Regions from separate parts of the Homo sapiens genome. Here region 2 is linked to region 1. A link is a loop called in an ENCODE intact Hi-C map of the cell type or tissue named here. Cell type or tissue: B cell. All regions are shown on one strand. Links, peaks and the distances in the headings refer to the core of each region. The heading gives the core; the rest is flanking DNA.

Region 1 (8,335 bases), core at 1-8,000:
GTTTGAAGGTAAGCTTAAAGTGAGGCTATAGTAGACTTCAGCACATTGGAAGATATTCACTGTGTGGCTTTTTTTCTCCATGCAAGGGGGAATTGGCATTATCTCCTGCTGTGGAAGCCCAGCAGTTTGCATTGAGTTATGACACGGTACCAGACACTTGGAGCAAACTGGCTTATCCTTCTACTTATGGCCTAGCCCAGTGGTAAGCTACCCCATCCTCACTGCCACTGGCCCTGAGCAGCCTCGGTGCTGGGTTAGTGTTCTGAATAATGCTTCCTAAGAACTATGCAGACGGAGCTTTGTGACTGTTCTCAACCTGTAACCGTAAAAAATTCTTCCACCAATTTCATTTGAGTTTACTTGGTATATTGCATCAAAGGCAAAAATAGTTAAAAGACAGGGTCAGAGCAAGACTGAAATTCTGTCGCTCACTCATTGATACATGATCTTAGACAAAATAACCTGTCTCTTTTTTAAATCTGAAAAATGTAGATGGCAATAGAATCCCCTGAGTTGTTGTTAAGAGTTGAATGGCCATGGAAAGCAACTTGAATTTGCCTTTGTGTCATCTTATAACTTTACTTTGCAAGCCTGAGATTCCTCTGCCTTCTCATAGACAACCTTTGAAAGTTTGTAATATGGTATGCAGTATGCAGTAAACTAGACTGGGGGTATAACTGCAGAGATGTGTCACAAAGCTAGGGCAGAAATTCACAGATTACTGAATGTAATCTGTGCTGATGTTACACCTAATTGCTCCTTGGTCTTGGCAAGCAATTCAGGAAGTTTCACAAAGCTGTTGATTCCTGGCTTTTTGGTGCTGAGTTTCTTTCCCCCTGCTTTCCTGAATCATTATTCCATGAACCTCAACTATCCCTGTACCATTCCTATTATTTTAGTGGAGACTCTTTACATTGTAGCATGCACACTTTTGACTTTTCTTTCTTTTTGAGACAGAGTCTCACTCTCTCGCCCAGGCTGGAGTGCAGTGGCGCGATCTCGGCTCACTGCAAGCTCTGCCTGCCGGGTTCACGCCATTCTCCTGCCTCAGCCTCCCGAGTAGCTGGGACTACAGGCGCCCGCCACCACATCCGGTTAATTTTTTGTATATTTAGTAGAGACGGGGTTTCACCGTGTTAGCCAGGATGGTCTCAATCTCCTGACCTCATGATCTGCCCGCCTCAGCCTCCCAAAGTGCTGGGATTACAGGCATGAGCCACCGCGCCTGGCCCACACTTTTGATTTTTCTAACACAATGTTAGAGCCTTCAGCTTCCCTCTGAACATCAACCTCCTTCTGGTCTGGAATTGTAGTTCCACCTTATTTTAAGCCACATTATGTTTGTTGTGTTTTGTTTGTGGTCAATCATTATTTTTGTTTTAATATACTGTACTGATTTCTTTGCTCATCATTGCTTTTTTTGTATCTTGTTCTGGGCTTTTCTTTTTTTATCAGAGTATAAAATATAGAGCAGGGCTTGGAGGGTGGGGGTGTAAATCATCTTGTGTTTCTGAAACTGTCCTCACTGCACTCTCCTTCTTGATTGATAGTTTACTTATACGTAGAATTATAGGACACGATTATTTTTCCTTCAGCACTTTGATGTTCTAACTCCATGGTTTTCTAGCTTTGATTGTAGAGGGTGGATCTGGTCTTAAATATTTGCCATTCCTTCCCAAGTAAAGTTTTAAAATGTTTCTCTTTACCCTTGATGTTCAACAATTTTACTATTGTACTGAGGTATGGATTTTTAAAGTACTGTCATAAATGTGAGATTCCATCCATAGCTTTTATTCTGAAAAAGTCTTAGCACTTTTTTCTCTGAATATCGTATTCTCCTCATGTCTACATTTATCTGCCTGACCTCTTAACGTTTTCAGTGTGTCTTTCGGCTGTATACTTGTAGACTTCATCAGTTCTGGGTGATCTTCATTATATCTTCAACTGTCTCCAATCTGTTTCTTAATTATTTAGATGTCATTGTCCAGGTTGGGCGCAGTGGCTCATGCCCAGCACTTTGGGAGGGCAAGGCAGGAGGATCACTTGAGCCCAGGAGTTCGAAGCCAGCCTGGGCAACATAATGAGACCCTGTCTCTAAAAAACAATAATAAAATAAATAAAATAAAAATTAGCCAGGTGTGGTGGCATGCGACTGTAGTCCTAGCTACTCAAGGTGTAGAGGTGGTAGGATTGCTTGAGCCCAAGAGGTCAAGGGTGCAATGAGCCATGATCATGCCACTGCATTCTAGCCTGGGTGACAGAGCAAGACCCTGTCTCAAAAAATAAAGTATATTTCATCGTCCATAATTATCAGTTCCAGGTTTTTTATATTTTTGGAAGGGTGCCTAGCTTAGTTTTATAATTTCCTGTTTTCGTTTTTATGACTGTTATTCTCTTTTCCTGAGAAGTTTAAACATACTTACAAGTAAGTATTTTCTTCAAGACTTCTCTATTTCCTGGGTTATAAACCTTCCTGTTTGTTGGATTTGCTGGTGGTTTTTCATGCCCTATACTCTTATGTCTATACCTGAATGACAGTTTGGCCAGTTATTAAAATATAATAACACCCTCAGTTGGAGGCCTTTGTAGCCATCACTCTCCTCTTGTCAAATGCTGCCGTGGAGATGTCAAAAGCTAGCATACTTCTTTTCCCTTTATAAATGGCTTCATGTTTTCCCCTGGCCATCCAGGGATTCTTCATTGTTCATATTATTCTTTATATTTTAGTATTGATTACTCTCTACCAAATTTTCTTGGAACATGATGTGCCCTTGATTGTATAGATTCAAAGGTATAATTTAGGAAAACTCAAATTTTCTAGAATTACACTTTTTTTTTGAGAGATTCTCATTCTGTTGCCTAGGCTGGAGTGCAGTGACGTGATCGCAGCTCACTGCAACCTCTGCCTCTTGGGTTCAACCGATTCTCCTGCCTTCAGCCTCCCTAGTAGCTGGGATTACAGGCATGTGCCACCATGCCCGGCCAACTTTGTTATTTTTAGTAGGGATGGGGTTTCACCATGTTGGCCAGGCTGGTCTCGAACACCTGACCTCAAGTGATCCACCTGCCTCGGCCTCCCAAAGTGCTGGGATTACAGATGTGAGCCACCACGTCTGGCCTCATTTCAGCTTTCATTTTATTGCTTTCACTCTAACCCTTTACCTCTTTATTTCCATTTGTTTTTATTATTCTCCCTTACGCTGTTTCACTTTTGCTTTCATTTCTATAATTTTATTTTCTACTTCTTATTTGGGGTCTTCAAACTTAATTTCCTTACTATTTCCTACCTGATCCCTTCTAAGTCATGATCTTGTTTATATCAACAATCACTTGTTTTAGTTGTTACAAATTGTCTGCAGTGTTTATCCTCATGATGGCAACATTTTGAGAGAAATGTCTTCCTGCCTTTGCTTTTCTCATTCGCCTTTTTCCTTTGTGTGGTGCCTATGCTGTTTCTTCTTCTTATCGTCGAGTATGCTTTTTCGGATCCAGCTATCTGGAAGAACTTAATATAGGTCCGGGCACAGAGATTTTCCTTGTGGTGACGTAAGTTTGACCGTGAGCATTCTGAGCCTTTTCTTCTTCACGGCCCAGAGTCAGGCAAGTATCTCAGGCAGACATGTTCTGCCATGTGGTTTGTCAGGGTGTTTCCTCATTCACCCCCACTTCCTTTGCATATCTGAAGCAGACAAGGTCCTAGAAAACTTCAGTGCCAGCCTTTCCTTCTAGAGAACTCTGGCTTTTACACTGAGGCTATGCTCTCTACTCCATTCTCCTGGTCCCCTTTAAGCAGCCTCTGAAACTTACAATTCAAGGTTTCACTTCTCTCTTAATTTTATCGAAGAGGTTCATCTGTCCCTAGCCTCTGTGAGCCAGCTTCCTTATAGGTCAACTGCAAATACTTCCTACCTTGCCCAATTGTGAGGAGCCGAGAAGAGAACATGTACGTAACAGCAGCGTTTCTCAACCCACCGGCGTGCCATTCCTGGCTGACTTGTTTTCCTAATTAACCTTTTTCCTCCCCACTTTCAGGCAGCTACTGCACGTGCTTAGACTGCCGTCACGTGCTCCACTGCCTCCGCACATGCTGTTCCCTCTGCTTATCAATCAGATTTCCCGGCAACTCTGGTCTTGTAACCACCATCACAGCCTTGCCATCCCTGGTCCTCAGACACCCTGTCCATACCTCCAAGTTGGCGCTTGTCAGTCCAAGTCATAGGGTGATGACCTTTGTATAGTCACCACATAGCATGAAGAGGCTCTAATAAAAGCTGTTGCATAAATGGAAATGAGTTTTCCACATTCCTCAGTGTATCTTGCTCTAATGTAAACGCTACAGTCATCAAGTCTCCAATGGGAAACAAACTAGCCCTTTAAAGGGACAGTGCCCTGCAAATTGTCAGGGAAGGATTTTACCAGCTAGCAGTGGTATACTTCTCCTCCACCACCACCCTGCCCTAACCGCCCACAACAGAACATACTGGAAAATGGCTATTTTACTGAACAGCAAGTTTTTCTTCCTCCCTCCCATAAACCAGGTTCAATGACCTCCTCCTGCGATGCCGAGAACTCGATACTTGGACACAAGACCTTACCCTTCCGGCTGTCGTGTGGCTCTCCGGCTTCTTCAACCCTCAGTCCTTCTTAACTGGTAAGGGCTGACGCAGTGCAGCCCCTGATGCACACAGGACCACAGCCTAACCAGAAGCCCTGCTTTGTTTACCTATGATGGCGTCTCCTTGCCCTGCTCACCAATCCTCAAGCAGCAGCCATTATAGAAAGGACCAGCAGCTATAGAGGAAACAGAGTCCTGGGCAGGCGAGTAGCAGCAGGAGGGAAAGGACCTCCTATAGCAGCAAGAGTAGCCAAGTGAGGTGGGGCACGGTGTGCTCTTATTAAACATTTTCTGGAAAGGGCCACATAGCTTCTCTGCTACTGTAGTGCGAAAACCACAGACAATCCACAAATGGCTGTGACTATTCCAATAAAACTATCTACAGAAACAGCGAGCTTGTCCTGCAGGCCTTAGTTGGCCAACCCCCTGCTCCAGCGCAGCCATGTGCCAATGCCCAAGAACCTAAAACACCCTATGGGACTAAAGGATGCCTCAATTTACTGGTAGCTCCCGGGAACCTTACATGCAACACTTTTATCCTATTCAATTTTTGTTATATTTCCAAAGCAATCATGCAGACGATGGCTCGAAAAAATGAGTGGCCCCTGGATAAAACGCGCTTGACTGCTGATGTTACCAAAAAAACAAAGGAAGATTATGGACACCCGCCAAGGGAAGGTGCATACCTCCACGGACTCTTCATGGAGGGTAAGACACCCCAAGGGGTAAGTGGGGAACCTTTTCTTACTCAGGTTCAGATCAGTGTTTGTCCTCTGCTTACTGTTTCTCAGCATCTCCTCACTCACACAGTAACCTTATGCTAGTCATTATCTCATTTCTTCCTCTTAAATAATTTAAGTGCTGGGATGTGTGTCCACTGTGAACCAAACTGTAATATTTGGGGTGATGGCTATCACTTAAATTTTGCACATATATCTGGATGTTAATGCCACTGAATAACATCATTAGACTTAGACTGAATTTACATTCTTTTTGCTTTTCAATATAATCATTTCAAAATCTTTCTTCTATTGTTTAAAAACTGTCAGTAAATTTGCTCTAATGTTTTACTACAAGACTTCTCCAAGCCTGGAAGATGCTACTGCGTAGGGTGAATCTCTAAGAGGGGGTTAGACTATGCAATATTTTCCAAATTTATCTGGCCATGCATTTATTCCACAGGACACTTAGTCCCTACCAAGATGTTCCTTTTTCAGTTTAAAGCAAGTGCCACAAGTTCTGGTGTAAAAGAATAAGGTGCGACGGGGAGGAAATGTGGTGAACTGGAGATTTTTAAAGGGAGGGCAAACTAGTTCAGTGTATGTGAATTCTCTTAGAATCCCATTTCATAAAATCAGCTTACTTCCACAGGAAAGTTTAACCACTACGCATGGAAGCAAAGCGGTGCCTCCGCTGCAGGCAGGGTAACCTACCTTTCAAAGCTCAGTCCGGCCAGCTCAGTAAAAATACCACTGACAAGCAAAAATATGACAAAACCAGAATGTTGAATGTTTATTGCATCAAACAACTTACTTGATCATTATCATTAGTAGCAAGCTGCCACACAATTGCAACCGCTGTGTTTTTGCCATAGGCGCCCGCTGGGACACCCAAGCAGGAACCATTGTTGAAGCCCGTCTCAAGGAGCTGGCATGCCCTATGCCGGTCATCTTTGCAAAAGCCACCCCCGTGGACAGACAAGAAACCAAACAGACCTACGAGTGCCCTGTGTATAGAACCAAACTGAGAGGCCCCAGCTACATCTGGACCTTCAGGCTGAAGAGCGAAGAGAAGACTGCAAAATGGGTTCTGGCTGGAGTGGCTCTGCTTCTAGAAGCGTAAGGTAACACTGGCATTCCTCTAGCCTCTGCTGGAGTGCAGTGAGGATTTTCTAGCATGTTGCTGCACTGTTCCCATGCACATTATTCTAACTTTTTAGTAACTCACACGTGCATTCTTTTTTCAACGCTATCCTTAGAGTGAAAGTCAGAAAAAAATACTAGAAACTAACTCAGGGCTGAGCGTGGTGGCACACGACTGTAATCCCAGTTACTCAGGAGGTAGGAGAATCACTTGAACCTAGGAGGCAAAGGTTGCAGTGAGCCGAGGTTGCACCACTGCACTCCCTCCTGGGCAACAGAACAAGACTCCATCTCAAAAAAAAAAAAGTACATCATAAAAGTACATCATATGTGAACATGCAAAAGCAATGCAGCCGGAAAGAACGGAGATTTTAATTTTTAACAAACAACAAATTAAATTATTAGCCCTTAAACTCTTTCAAAATATAAAAGCAGCAGGCCCCAGGTGAGTCCTGAAGGAAGAGGCTAGCACTCTGTAAGGCCTCCAGTGTCCAGTGTCTACAATGTTGATGGTCCCCTTTTGTTCAGTCAAGTTTTAATAAAAATAAAACTGTTCTACAGTTAATTGCACTTTGTTCAGTGTAAATTTCCAATGACCAAGAGCAGGTTAAACGATGTGTGTGGTCTATTAAACTGTGGTCACTCGTGCTAAGGCACACTTGGCCTGGAGTGAGTTACTGTTTGGGAAGCCAAAGATAGATAGATCAAGTGCAGGAGCTGATCATACAATGTTTTCTCTCTAACTTACTTACCTGAACTTTAACCCCACCCCATTTAAACTGTGCTTTTTAATAACTGGCAGATATTTTTAACAAAGTTCAGCATACAGACAGGTCTGTGCATACATCTATATAGATTCCTCTGCTCTGCTGTCTTCCTGAGAAATCTTTGTAAGCATATAAACAATCTTTAACAAAAAATAGTAATTTCTACAAAGAATTTCTGTATAAAAACACAACTGTAAAAAAATCTTTCTTAGGCACCAATGGTATGCATGTCTTGTTGGAGTACTCTATGGTGAGGTGGCTGGTTCTGTTTGTTTTCCTCTTAATTGTCTTCTACCAGCTCCTTTTGTAAGCTGGGAAAAAGATGAGAAGTATTTGGTAAAGTAGTACAAATACACAAATGGCATTCTAGGCTTGAGAGATTCCACAATCATCTAAGAGTACAAAGCCAGAACCCAGATCTCCTGACACTCGAAATCCTGACAATTTATGCATCAATATCCGTATACCCTCTGGTGTAGTACGCCCCAAGCATGACTTGCCTCACTCCCGCATTCCAGAACCACGATTCAGAGTTTATTAATTACATAAATGAAACTTGTAACTCACATTCTGTCCTCTTGCCCTGAACTCTCTCTCTGCACTAGGATTATGGCTGCCTCTTCATAATCTGTGTCTTTCCCCTCAGCCTGCCTTGTTTGTTTGTTCCTTCCATTTCTGTCATACACCTCAAGGAGAAATTTTGGTTAAAGGCAACGTGGAGTTGAGTTGAAAAATCTAGCAAAGGAGAAGATTCCCTAATAGGGAAAATATCAGGCCTGAGCTTTTCCAATGCAAACAGATACAGAATGGATGGTACTCGTGGTTTATATAAGTAAGTAAGTCACACGGGAAGGCAACAACTACTTGCCCAGAGGGTCTCCTGTGCTCAGCCTCAAGATTTCAAGCTGTTTTGTAAGCTGCTAGAGACTTACTTACCTCTCCAGATATTCCTTAACATTGTCATAACCATAAAACTTGGCCAGATGAATGAGGATTCCTGTGGCACAGCGGCCGTCACGCTTCCGACAGTAGCTGCAATTGCAGATCCCACGACAGGGGGGACACACCCAATCCTAACAGAGAGATGACAG
Region 2 (8,335 bases), core at 300-8,299, 69 kb after region 1:
AGACTATACTTTGAGAAACACTGACTTGGAGACTTGAAGTTAGCTTGTAATTCTTACTAGGTGGAAGGGAAAGGTGTCATTCAAGTGTAGCTATGAAAACAACTTGATGGATTTTAAGTGTAGTCACTTTTGAGCCTGAATCATAGATAGGAAAATGTCAGATTAAATATTTAAGTATACAAAATATGCCAGACTTTTGCATCTAATGTCCCTCTTCTTCTAGTGCTCTATCCCTGACATTCGTGATGACCTTCTCCTCTGAAGCACTGTCATGCTCTTCGCCCTTTTTCCTATCCTCATTCTTATTAGTTTCAACATCCAGGAGTTTCATTTCGTGACATCTTCACAACCCGTGTCAGTCTGAGTCCAGGCAAGAGATAGGAACCATGCCAGTTATTTGAATAGAGAGGATTGATTATGAAGAATTATTAGCTACAAATATAAAAAGAACAAGGTAGCAAAGAGTAAAAAGAGAACACTACGATATCACAGAGAGGACAACTGCAGGAAGCAGCCAGCAACCCTAGGGCTGGGGTAGAAGGAGGGGAAGAGGTTACCATTATCCACAGGTGCTGTGAAGAGGGCCTGCAGAAATGAAACACACACACCCCGAAGGGCCATGCTGCTCAGCTGATGCTGATGTCTCTGAGGTGGGCCCAATACAGCTGGTTTTACAAGGGTGGGAAAAACCCAAGCTAGATTCCGCTGCCTCTTTGGGAAGTAACTGCTGCTGCCTGGGTGAAGACACATTGCTGGGGAGTTATTGATAGAAACAAGAGCCAATTAAGTCTCCTTTTTAAAATAAACTATGCAGTCTCAGGTATTTCTCTGTAGCAATGCAAGAACAGCCTAATACAGAAACTGACATATCCATAAAGCTAGTGTGAGAAATTTTAAATCTATCCAACTCTCGGAAGTTTTTGATCAAGCTTACAAACTATTAGGAAGAATCTAAAATACACGTAGGTGCACATATAGGATATGCATATCCTAAAACATTTTAAAATTCAGTAGGAATAAAGGAAGTATCAGTTATTTGCAAAGACTCAGAATCACAATTATCACGTTCTCTAGTCTCAATGAAGAAAAAAGAAATCAACAACAGAAGGAAAAAGAAACCAAAAACAGATTCTTAAAATAAAAAACTTATTTCTGACTAACTTATAATTTCAAAGGAAATAAAATAAAAAATATGAAATAGCACCAAAAACATTCAAAGTATTTCCAGTCACAACCTGGGGGATGCAGCTAAAGACGAACTTGTGGAAAATGTAAAACTTTAAATGCATCTGTTAGGATACAATACATATTTAAAACAAATGAGCTAATCATTAATCTGAAGGTTAAGAAAAAAACAATAGAATTGATACAGACAGGAGACAGGCAAATACTGGGTAGAAGAGGGTAGTTCCCCGGCAAAGACCCTACCCTCAAGCCTGGAAACCGGTGGCCCTAAATGGGTACAGACATTCCTGTTTTCAAGCCCAAAATGTTGCCTTTTGGCCTGCCACACCCCCTATCTTGTACCCATATTAACCCCAAACCCCCAGCTCCAGGAGAAAACAAACAGACAAACAGCAGAAGAGCGCAACAGAGAAGGAGAGAAGAGAAGGAATGTTGAACACCGAGAGGAGTTCAGCTGGGACTATCAGAGAAAAGATTGGCCACTGGACAGCCAAACTCCAGAGGAAGAGCATCTTCTACTCCATCCCCCTTCCAGCTCTCCATCCATCCCACCTTCAACCCTCAGTAAAACCCCCGCATTCACTCTTCAAGCCCGTGTGTGACCTGATTCTTCCTGGACTCCGGACAAGGACCTGGGTACCAAGAGGGCACTGAACAGGTTAACACTTAAGCCATCTGTGGACAGCAAAGCTAAAAAAGCGACACTGTAACATGCCCACGGGCTTCGAGAGTCACCCCTAGATGATACCATGGGGCCGGAGCCCAAAGTGCTAGCCCTGGCTCGAGCACCCGCCCCACTGTGTGCTCCTCCTCGCATAAGGGGTTTGAGCTCATGGTGGCCGAACAGAGAGCCACACCCTTGTCATATGTCATGCGAACGGGGGCTAGGGAACTGTCCCATTTCAGAATGAATTCCAAGGAAATAATAAGGATTAAAAATAACTCCTAACAAAGTGAAGAGTAAAAGCAATATAAAAAACCAAGCCAATTCTTTGGAAAGACACCTAATTTCTACAAAGTTCTGACAAGACTGATGATGACAAAAAGAGAGAAAAGATAAAGAACCACTGGACACAAACAAGAGCAAATGCTGTTCAGGCTGTGGACTTTCCTGAGCCCGAGGAAGCTGAAGGCAGGGATACTGATTCAGAACACCCCACCATTGACTGCTTTTTCCCTCCAGTGACAGAGAGACCTTCCAGATGCTCAGCTTGGTTTAAGACATAGGAAAGCCCAAGGTCTTAAAACACTTCCTTAAATAGAAGCATTGAGCACTGCATTTAGGCAAGTTCTTCCTCAGGAGTGATGTAACAAGGTCAGCAGTAAAGCACAGAATGAGGCTTCCCAGTTGTCCCAGACCTCTCACCAGATATTGTCAATGTCTCTGGTTACTTCACATTCCCCTTAGAGGATTTCAAGGATTAAGGGAAACTGCCCTAAAATAAGATTATCTTATCTGTATCTGCCCTTATCCCGTATGGCCACTTCCTTTCTGTTAAGACTTTGGAACATAAATTGGTAAGAGTGTGTGTGTGTGTGTGTGCACCCTCCCCTTAGTCACTAAATGTTGTATTTGGTGTCATCACTGGGGTTGGCCTCACCCCCAGCCCCCACCTCCCCTCAGTTATATTTGGAAGGAACATCTGGAAGCTGAAGAAAAAAATGCTGAGGACCCCTGTGTAGAGACAGGCTAGACTTTGTGCCACTGAAGGAATTGTGTTAATGGAATTTACCCAGTTTTCTCCTAACTCCAACTGGTCCTGCTCGGTAGTTAAAGAGATCTGAGCTGAGGGCAGAGTTACCCCAGATATAGTTCCCTGGTTTCCCAGAAGCACACAGCCAAGTAGCCAAGGATCCTTGAAGTGAGGGGGAAGCTTAAAGTTTGGACCAAGTACCTTGAGTGAACGCCAATATCTGAAACCTGGGCCATGATATTAGGAAAGATCTAGGGGCTGAGGGCTCCTCAGGCCCCCATTAGACTTCTGAATGGAGACTTCCAGGCAGAAATTAGATAATTGTTGATGTTTTTGATGTAGTTACAGTGAGAATGGACCTAAAAATTTTTTAATTGATGTGACTCTACCTGCATGATTGATCAAAAAAAGAGGAAGTTAGATTAGGATGAAAAAATGAAAGTTTTAATGACTTCTCTATATTTTCTTAAAAAATTTAGTTACACATATAGCACACAAAGACATTTGCATGAACTTACTCAAAGTGTAAGACAACGTTACAGTTCCTCTTTACCTCTGTCACCTCCTCCCCAACCCCCCACTCCCTCACACACAAACACCCAGAGGGGATCTTGAATCAAAGGTATGTGTCTGCCCAGGCCTTTTTCATGTGTATTTACAAATATGTCACACTATTACTTTTAAGAAGGATTTCTGTTTTAATGTTTATGAAACAATCTTCCTCTTTTCATATTTGAACCTGTAGCTTCAGAAAAAAAAAAAGAGAGAGAGAGACCAGGCGCGGTGGCTCATGCCTGTAATCCCAGCACTCTGGGAGGCCGAGGTGGGCGGATCACCTGAGGTCAGGAGTTCAAGACCAGCTTGGCCAATTTGGTGAAATCCCATCTCTGCTAAAAATACAAACATTAGCTGGGCGTGGTGGTATGCTCCTGTAATTCCAGCTACTCCGGAGGCTGAGGCAGGAGAATTTCTTTGTTCGTTTGTTGTTTGTTTGTTTGTTTGTTTGTTTGTTTTGAGATGGAGTCTCGCTCTATCGCGCAGGCTGGAGTGCAGTGGAGCGATGTTGGCTCACTGAAAGCTCCACCTCCCGGGTTCATGCCATTCTCCTGCCTCAGCCTCCCGAGTAGCTGGGACTACAGGCACCCGCCACCACGCCCAGCTAATTTTTTTTTGTATTTTTCGTACAGACAGGGTTTCACCGTGTTAGCCAGGATGGTCTCGATCTCCTGACCTCGTGATCCACCCGCCTCAGCCTCCCAAAGTGCTAGGATTACAGGCGTAAGCCACCGGGCCCAGCCAAGGACAATTTCTTGAACCCGGGAGGTGGAGATTGCAGTGAGCAAAAATAGGGCCACTGCAGTCCAGCCTGGGTGACAGAACCAGACTTCGTCTCAAAAAAAAAAAAAAAAAAGAGTGGAGTCCTTGGAACTATATGGTTTGGTGAAGCTAACTGAATTTTAAAACAGAGTTCAGAGGTCAGGGTCTTGGAAGCACTTTTCTATTTGGAAGAACTTGCTTTCTAAGTCGAACATCAAAAATTCAGTACTATTTTTGTAACTTCCTGTGAGTCTATAATTGCTTCAAATCATAAAAAATAATAATGTTTTAAAAACCGGCATGTGGTTCAGCATCTTTTCCAGGGCTCTGCAGTTCTGGATGCCTATGCCGAGATGGAACTTACATCAGCTTGGGTCTCTGGGCAACCGTGATGAGCAGAACCTCATTGGCCACCCACAACATATATGTGGCAGACGTGAGAAATAAGCTTTGTTGTGTTAAGCAAAAGCAATAACGAAAACAGCAACAAATGCACAAACTGGCTTCTGTCAGTTGTGTGTCTTCTCCCTTTCCTATCTCTGTCTCTGTCTCTCTCCCTCTCTTGGCTCACTCACTTTGGGGGAAGCCGGCTGCCGCCTTGTGAACACACCAGGCAGCTTGTGAGGAGGCTTGGCGGTGAGGAATTAAAGTATTTGGCCAACAGCCAGGAGGAAATTGAGGCCGACAACCACAGGAGTGAGCTGAGAAGCAGATCTTCCCGCAGCAGTGCCTTCAGCTGACTGCAACCTTACCTTAGGACAAACCTGAGCCTGAACAATCGAGCTAAGCCACTCCCAGACTCCCGACCCTCAAAAACAGCAGGAAATAATAAATGTGTGTTGTGTAAAGCTACTAAATTTTAGGATAACTTTTGTTACTCAGCAAAAAATAACTAATACACGCCGGCAGGGCTGCATGGTGACTTTTGCAGAGCCTTGACCCTTGTGCCTTTGTAGGTGCCTTCCTCCATAAGCTATGTTAAAAATGTTATGTCGTGACTATGTTGGTATAAAGACAAATATTAATATAATCAAGGCTGGGTTCATTATTATTATATCCATTTTTTTCTTCTGATTTTAGACAAAATTAAAACTTTTTTAGGCCCTGAAGTATCATAGGCCCCAGCCTTCTGTGCTCAATGGATGTCAGCCCTACACTGGGGAACAACATAAGAGGGACATGCAGTCAAGAATAAGTTATTAGGGCCGGGTGCGGTGGCTCATGCCTGTCATCCCAGCACTTTGGGAGGCCAAGATGGGTGGATCACCTGTGGTCAGGAGTTTGAGACCAGCCCGACCAACCTGGTAAAATCCTGTCTCTACTAAAAACACAAAAATAAGCTGGGTGTGATGGTGCATGCCTGTGGTCCCAGCTACTCAGGAGGCTGAGACAGGAGAATCACTTGAACCTGGGAGGCGGAGGCTGCAGGGAGCCGAGACTGTGCCACTGCACTCCAGCCAGGATGACGAAGCGAGACTCCATCTTAAAAAAAAAAAAAATAGAATAAGTTTTTGGTCCTGATTCTGCCCAAACCCATGCAATAAGCCCATCACCTGGTAAGGCCATTAAGATTTTGGCAAAGTTGTATCCCATGATCATGGATTGTTTTGGGTCCTGTCCTCCAGGTTGGAAAGAAGACTGACTGATTGCTTGGGGAACTGAGTAGAAGCTGCTGTAGGGTATTCCCAAAAGGCCATGACAGGAGCTGTACTGTGGGAGCCAAACCACGTGATCCTATGAAGCTTGGGGCATCAGCTGCAACTTCTTAGCCTGAGAGTGGGCAGCGTAGCACTGGCTTTGACCCCAGTGTCTTCCAGAAGCTGATATTCACAATTTGCATTAAATCTGGAAGGAGGAAAGTGTTTAGATCTAAAGACGCAGGAGCCAGCTGGCTTGGGTTTAAATTCTACCTTTGGCACTTACTGGCTGTGTTACCTTCGGCCAGTTTCTTAAGCCCTCTGTACCTCAATTTGATAATCTTTAAAGTTAGAATAATGATAGAGGTAGTTGTGAGAATTTTGTGAGTTAACGTACATAAAACACAACAGCACCTGGCACAGAGTAAGCCTTCAATATTTTCATTGTGGTGATTATTACTAAGCTTCATTTGAGCTCACACTAACTACTGATGGGCATTTTATTACTCTCCTCACTGTTTACAATCATGTCTTGGGTATGTCAGAGCAACTTTCACATAAGAAGGAGCTGCCAGGAAGTCATGAACAAGCCAAATGGGAGTCCTAGGTAGAGAGAACCAGGCTCTTGAATAAGGCCCAGCAGAGCTCAGAGATGATGCTCTCATCATGAAATCCTCTCATGAAATCCAAACGGTGGTCTCCATTTGTGGATCAATGGGCTATACCTCTGACATTCTTTCTTTTTTGTTTGTTTGTTTTGTTTTGTTTTGTTTTGTTTTGAGGAGGACAGGGTCTTGCTCTGTCTCCCAAGCTGGAGTGCAGTGATACAGTCATGGTTCACTACAGCTTAGACCTCTCAGGCTTAAGCGATCCTCCCACCTCAGCCTCCCAAGTAGCTGGGACCACAGGCACATGCCACCACGCTCAGCTAATTTCTGTATGTTTTATAGAGATGTGGGTCTTACCATGTTGCCCAGGATGGTCCTGAACTTCTGGGCTCAAGTGATCCACCCACCTTGGCCTCCCAAAGTGCTGGAATTAAAGGCATGAGCCACAGGGCCTGGCTGAGATTCTTTTTTAATAGTTACAAGCCACAGCTTTGTTTACTGATAGCCTTAGACTGATAGCCTTTGCTTGGTTTACTGATAGCCTTAGGCTGTCAATGGAAAGCTGCTTCTCTGTGGCCCAACTTTGCAGCACCTAAGTGGGAAGAACAGAAGACAATCAGCCTATAGGCCAAAGTGTGGCCAGCCATGATTCTGGACCATCTGGCACAGGTTCATACCAACTCTTGGATAACTTCCAAAGGTCCAATAAGGTCAAGTGGACATGGACAACTGAGTAGTATAAAACAGACTGCATTTGAGTTCGACAGTTACTTGGGGGAAAATGGGGGCCTATCAAGGTCAAGTTTGAATAGTACATAACAATGAATGTTTTATTAATCAACCTGCAGAATGTCAAGTGGGTTCATAGGGTGTCAGGGCATGGCAGGCTACAGGTCATGCTGAGGTAGATCTCTTTGTATCTCTGAAGACCAAAAGGGTGGTACAGAACACGGACAAAGCAAATATAATCAGGCACAATCAAATGCATATGCACTCCCCGCTGCTGGCAGATGGACTATATCAGGCCCCTGTCCACAGAGCAAGAGGAGTCCGCTGTGCTCTGAACGAAGCCAGTGTCTCTTTGGATTTGGAATTTTGTTTCTTATTTCAGAGGCTTTGCAGCTAGCACTATACAGGGCAAATCTTAATTACTTAGGACCTTGAACCTAATGTTATTCCATCTAGGGTACACATTCTACCAGTCAACAATAGAAAACATGGCCCAAAAGAATGCCAAGTGGTTGTGTCACATAGCCTATCTTCAAAATCAAAAGAGCTGTTGGAAAACTGAAATGTGTTATTAGATGCCTCTACATGATGAACCATTATAAATAAATGAAGTATATGACAAAAATAACATGTTACTGAAATATGTAAAAGATCTGAATAAAGGGACAGATATACTATATTGATGAATGAAAAAACTCCATTCTTCAAAATCCCGTATTTAATGTGTAAAGTAAAATAACCATAATTAAAAATACAGCAAAATTCTGTGTGCCAATTGACAAATTATGTATATACATATATATATACACATACGTGTGTGTATATGTGTGTGTGTGTGTGTGTATATATATATATATATTTTTTTTTTTTTTTTTTTTTTTTTGAGACAAGATCTTGCTCCACTGAGAGTAGCAGCCACAGCGGAGAGCTTCAGAGACCTGCAGAGACATGTGAATGATTTGCCTGCAGAGAAGCCACCCTCTCCAGGGCCTCCTCTCTGGAGTGGCCAGAGTGCAGTGGTGATCATAGCTCACTGTAGCCTCAACCTCCTGGGCTCAAGCCACCCTCCCACCTCAGCTTCTCGAGTAGCTGAGGCTCCTCAGCCATCATACCTGGCTAATATTTTAATATTTGTTGTAGCGACGAGGTCTTGCTCTGTTGCCTG

Evidence for each region. Hi-C counts contacts between places; a loop is a spot of excess contacts. Peaks named below come from ENCODE experiments on the same cell type or tissue, not always from the same donor. Only the 100,000 strongest peaks of a DNase experiment are listed, where the experiment ranks them.
Region 2: it touches region 1 in a loop (4-fold over the local background); 2 of 110 quality-filtered maps call a loop at or near these places.

The regions. Positions count from the first base shown.
Region 1 is chr7:21,894,798-21,903,132 of GRCh38, forward strand. It overlaps DNAH11 (dynein axonemal heavy chain 11), which reads left to right. Exons shown (of 82, transcript NM_001277115.2): 78 at 1-8; 79 at 87-202; 80 at 4,539-4,651; 81 at 5,183-5,323; 82 at 6,210-7,042. The coding sequence ends at 6,457. CDCA7L (cell division cycle associated 7 like) reads right to left here. Exons shown (of 10, transcript NM_018719.5): 9 at 8,181-8,317; 10 at 6,102-7,555. The coding sequence ends at 7,525. Among named protein-coding and RNA genes, the nearest start is that of CDCA7L, 47 kb to the right of the region's middle. RefSeq lists enhancers at 3,365-4,564, 3,516-3,575. In B cell, for the core only: no CTCF peak of the experiment used is centred there; a DNase peak (open chromatin) is centred at 3,744; H3K4me3 peaks cover 1,381 bases; H3K27ac peaks cover 3,472 bases.
Region 2 is chr7:21,963,044-21,971,378 of GRCh38, forward strand. No RefSeq gene overlaps it. Among named protein-coding and RNA genes, the nearest start is that of CDCA7L, 21 kb to the left of the region's middle. In B cell, for the core only: no CTCF peak of the experiment used is centred there; DNase peaks (open chromatin) are centred at 2,568, 3,428 and 4,768; H3K4me3 peaks cover 1,737 bases; H3K27ac peaks cover 2,836 bases.